2 separate regions of the Homo sapiens genome follow, and region 1 is linked to region 2. A link is a loop called in an ENCODE intact Hi-C map of the cell type or tissue named here. Cell type or tissue: CD14-positive monocyte. All regions are shown on one strand.

Region 1 (2,500 bases), 230 kb before region 2:
AAATCCCACAGAACTAGTTTTCCCCAGGACTTGCTTTGAGAAATGCCGACCTAAAGGGAGTGGCCCAAGGGTGGAGAGGCTGGAGGAGAGACACAGAAGAGGCAAGGAGGGCCAGCTGGCTGGGTAAAAGACTGGGGGAGGGGATACTAGGGGGGTGGGGGACAGGAGGAAGATTCCTAGCTCCAAGCTGGGCTCTGGCCACAAAGGCGTGACCAGAAACAAAGACGTCTGTGCGAAGAGAAGCCACAGAAAGATCGGAATCCTGGATTCTGAATCCAGTATCATGTCCAGCTTCATGAAAGCCATGGCCACCTTGGATATACCCAACCAGCCACGAGCCTGCCTGAAGGCGCCCTGGGCTCCCTCCCCCAGCAAGACTGGCTCGGGGGCGGGAAGAGCGGCCCAGAACACTTCCTGGAAGGGCAAAGGCCAGAGTAGGAAGGTCACATGAGCTGCCTGAGGCGGAGATGACCCTCCCCTGTCCCATCCAAGCAATGACTGCAGCCAGAGGCACAGAAGCCAGGGTGTGTGCAGGCCCAGGTGGCCCAGGCAGCAGGCAGGATTCTCTACCTGAGGCCCTAGAGGTGGGTGGCCCTCCTGCAGTCACACTGACATCTCCATTCATAATTCTGAATAGTAACAAGAACAATAGGCGTGTCCTTCATTATGTACTACGTCAGGCAGCATATTTGGTATTTTATGTGAATTATCTTTATAACAATATAGCCGAAGGTAGAATGAATGAGTGGCACCATCTACAGATGGGAAAACTAAGGCTGAAAATAACTAAGGAACTTGCCCAAGATCAGAAGATGGCAAAGCTGAGATCCAAACCCAGATCTATCAGACTTCAAAGCCCAGTAACTATACACAAAACCAAGCTATCTCCACACTATTCTGGGGCTGGGGAACAGGGAAGCTGAGTGGCAGACTGCGCGGGTTCCGGCTGCCCAGAGGGAGGCCCTTGGGTTCATTCATTCTCCAGGCGCTGCCCTGGGTCAGCTCTGCACCGCCTGTGCTCAGCCTGGGAGGGACACAGGACACAAGGTGTGTCCTCAGGAGGATCCTGGCCTGGGGGTCCCAAGCATGCCAGCATGCATACTGCACTGTGGACACATGGCTCACCTCTCTGTGCCCATTTCCTCAGCCCCAGAAGGAAGGGGCTGATCAAGATGTCACTCATTTCTCCCTGTACCCCAAACCTCTGAGGATGGCTGGGGTGCTGAGCTTTCCGGGAGCCCACTCGCTGCACCAGGCCCCTTTGCATACATCATCCCATCGAATTCTCACTCCAGCCCAGCAAAGTGGGCACCACAGCTCAGACTTCACAGAAGAGGAACCTGAGGCCCAGAGAGGTTACACAACTCGCCCAAGGTCACACAGCTGGGCAGTGAGGTTGCTGGGACCGGAACTTGGCTTTAGCTCATTTCAAAGGTTCCAGCCTAATCACGCAGCTATACTGGCAGTGTCCGCCGGGCTAGAGCCAGGCATGGGAGAGGGAATTTCTGCTTGGCCCAGGCCATATTGTGGTGTGACTACAGCGCTCAGACCCTGGACTCCATGGCCTTGATGAAGTGGGGACGGGGTGAGATGATTCCTAAGGCATCTTCTAGCTTTAACACTCTTGCAGGAGGCTGGGGAAGAAAGGATTAAACAAAAAGAGTAAGATGACATCACTGATTTCCAGAAGCCTAAAATCCAGGTGAAGGCAGACAAACAGTACCAACCTACCTGCTGGGAGTGCCTACCAGAGGGCTAGACTGCAGAGGCCAGGCTGGGGATCACCCCACAGGCTTCCTGGAGGAGGAGAGGTGGAGCCAGGTGCCAAGGGCCAAGGGGGCATGGCCTCCAGCAGGGGCAGTGTGGCTGGGCAGATGGTTAAGAGAGTGGGCAGGGAAAGCCCGTCTTATTTTGGAAATAAAACCACATGCTCAGTGCCCCTTTGACCAGTCAGCCTGGCGGGTGGCACGGGGTCCTTCTTAAGGGAGAAGGTATTGAAATGAAGCAGGACTCTCACCATTCATCTGCTTTTTAATTAACTCACTCTGCTGCCTTAAGTGATTCCCTGCTCACGCTCATTCTTTTGAAAATTCCAAAGTGCTACTTCTGACCTGTGATTTACTATTGCTGTACGTCTCTATAAGCAGTGTTTTAGCTTAAGTGGCAGTTGCATATTAATTACAAAGTTAATTATGTGCTGTGTAATCATGCTGTAATTCATTAGTTTATACTCTGAGAGCCTCATGCTAATAGCAAGATCTGACAGGATTTCGGGAATCAACAAGAAAGACCCGCTGGAAATCCCAAATGGGGCTAAAAAACACTGGAGGCCCCACCAAGCCCCTTCCTGCCCAGGGCTTCTAGCAGGCACACAGCCTGGGACACGCCAGTCTGTGGGGGCCGGTGAAAAACCCCGGTGGGTCATGTTTTTCTCCTGTGGAAGTGCAAGGACAGGAAGAGAATTTGTTTAAAATTACTTACGGAACAGAGAGTCACTTCG
Region 2 (2,500 bases):
CCTTCCAGGCCCCACTGTGCCTTGGTGTCCCTGCCCTCCTTTCTCCTCCCCAACTTCACCCACCAGTTCCCATCTCCCTTCCTTTGCAGGGTGTTTCTGCTGCTGGAATTCTTTGCCCCTGGGTCTCCGTGTGGTTAGCTCCCTTTCACCACGCTCAGTCAAGGTCTAATATTGTCCCCCCACCACCTCCTGCATTCACTCTCCGTCCCATTACCCTGTTTTACTTTCTTCAGAGCACTACGTTGTTTTGTTGTCCTCTCCACTACCCTAAATAGAATGTAAGCTCCAAGATGCGAGGGCATTTCCTGTCCCATACATTCTGCATCCCAGAGCCTGGGCTGGAGCTGAGAAGGTGCTCAAGGAATGTTTGTCGCATGAGCCAATTTCATAGTGCTCCAGGCTCCCAGGTGGAAAGGTCCTTGGTCTTTTCTTTACCAGGTCTTGGAAACGCCCCTGTACCCCAGAAACTTCCTGATCAGTCCCTGGTCAGTGTATATCATGCTTCCTGTGACATGACATCAACTTTTCAGTGACTTCCACTGGTTTTGGCCCAGCTCGAAGAGCCTGACACCTCTGCAGGGAATTCTACCAGGTATTCAAAGAGTGAGTCTTAATGCAAAAAGAATGAGAGACGCAGGGTCACGAGTCGCAGGTTCAAGTTCTGACTATTCCTCTTCTCCATGGTCAGCTGTAAGTCGTCGAGGTCTCTGGCCCTCAGCTTCCCCTCTGGAAATGCTGGGAACCATACCCCTCAGGGCTTCAATAGGGTGGGAGGAAATGCTGGCCAGTGTGGGCAGCCGGGGGTCTGGTACAGGCCTGTGCTTAACAAGTGCTGTTTGAGTTTGGGGAAAAAGTCTCCACGATTCTTCATTATCCCATAACATTGAGGCCCTCGTGCCCTGCCCAGGTATAGCTGCTCCCTCTGCCTGGGGGCATCTTCCAAATTGGAAAAACAGAGAGGAAAAGAGCAGTCCTGCTCAGGTGGGGCTGGGATGTGGAAGGGAGGTGGGGTGCGGGTGGTGTGCTGTGCTCACCCGCAGTGATTTGTAGCGTTTTGTCTTTTGGAAAACACTGCGGTGCAAGGTTGCCCAAGGTCAGTGCCTCTGTTCTGCGATCTCTTTATGAAAAGGGAGAAGAGAAAGTAGTCACTGCTTCCAGTTTTTTTAAGGAGTTGGCCAAGAGCCAGCACCAGGCATCAGAGGAAGGCAGCTGACTGCACTCGGCCACATCCCAAAAGTGCCTGGAAGGGGAGGGAGGAAGCAGGCGCTTCAGAAGGCACTACTGTGTGTCAGGACTCATGCTAGGAACGCTGTAACAGGGAGCAGTGATGGAGTCCTTGAGGTATGCCAGACATTGTTCTAACCACTTTATGTAGACTGACTCATTTCATCAATTTCATTCTCTCTGCCTCTATGAATAAGTGTTATTGTTCCCATTTTATAGATGGGTTAGCTGAGGCACAGGAAAGCAAAATAACATATCCAGGGGCCCACAGCCAGCACGGATGTTATTTAATCCCAGTCCCACAACTACCTGGAGATGAGGATCATTATTACCACCATTTTATCCATGACAGCTCCAAGGCTTGGAGGGGTTAAAGCAACTCGTCCAAGGTCACGCAGCAAAAGGGCACCACAGAGCTGGGATTTGAATTCCAGTCTGAGTGACTGCAAAGCAGTGCATCATCCTGTGCTATGTAACTTGGCTGGTCTCCTTGCCTTTTCTCATTCCCCTGAAATGGATGGGATGGGGGCTGGACACATGGCTGCTGGCAGTCTTCAAAGATTGCAAGGGATGGTGGGAGCTAAGCCAGCCCCCAGAGCTGCTGTGGGCCCCCCTGATTTCCCCACTAATGGTGCCTTGGGCTTTATGTGGACGTTGGTGTTTCCAACACAGACCTAGAGGAAGAATCTTAAATCCCTGGTAAACCTCCCTATTGAGCCACCTTCTTTGTTATCGGAGGGATGTCAGGAAAGATTCAGATAAAGAGGTAATGTCTGGGCCTCACCACCCCAGAACAGACCCTCACACACCACAGGATGAAGTCGGAGGGGAAGAGGTTGCTGGGTTGGAGCCAGAGCCTACGGAGGACCAGGCGCGAATTGGCCCAGCATGCTGGCCTATATCCAGCCTGCAGCCCCTATTCCCTGTCTTCCTCACGCACCCTCCTTCTCTGCTCTCCCCACCACCATCAGAGCCTTCTCCCAGGAAAGGCTGGGAAGTTAGGGTCCTGGTCTCTTTGTGATGATCTCCAAGGGCCTACTGTGGCTGTGTCAGTGTAGGAAGAGCCCAACTTTGAGGGTCCAGGGATTGGGCTCTCTTCCCCAACAGTTGCAGCTCCATCTCTGATTGTCTTAGGAGACATGGCAACATCCTAGGTTTCACTTTCCTCATCTGTACAGTGGGTGTAATAATGTGGCCCCTGAGCTGACAGATGAGGACCAGATGGGGCGAGGGATAAGAACGCACTCTGAACGAGGTCAAATCTTGGCTGGCTGCC

The links. Peaks named below come from ENCODE experiments on the same cell type or tissue, not always from the same donor. Only the 100,000 strongest peaks of a DNase experiment are listed, where the experiment ranks them.
Region 1: it touches region 2 in a loop (2.0-fold over the local background); 12 of 110 quality-filtered maps call a loop at or near these places.

The regions. Positions count from the first base shown.
Region 1 is chr10:79,186,280-79,188,779 of GRCh38, reverse strand. All of the region lies in intron 4 of ZMIZ1 (zinc finger MIZ-type containing 1), which reads right to left. Among named protein-coding and RNA genes, the nearest start is that of ZMIZ1, 120 kb to the right of the region's middle. RefSeq lists enhancers at 188-722, 723-1,258. In CD14-positive monocyte, no CTCF peak of the experiment used is centred here; a DNase peak (open chromatin) is centred at 1,379; H3K27ac peaks cover 1,067 bases.
Region 2 is chr10:78,959,346-78,961,845 of GRCh38, reverse strand. ZMIZ1-AS1 (ZMIZ1 antisense RNA 1) reads left to right here. Exons shown (of 10, transcript NR_024431.2): 8 at 439-592. Among named protein-coding and RNA genes, the nearest start is that of ZMIZ1-AS1, 110 kb to the left of the region's middle. In CD14-positive monocyte, no CTCF peak of the experiment used is centred here; a DNase peak (open chromatin) is centred at 1,185.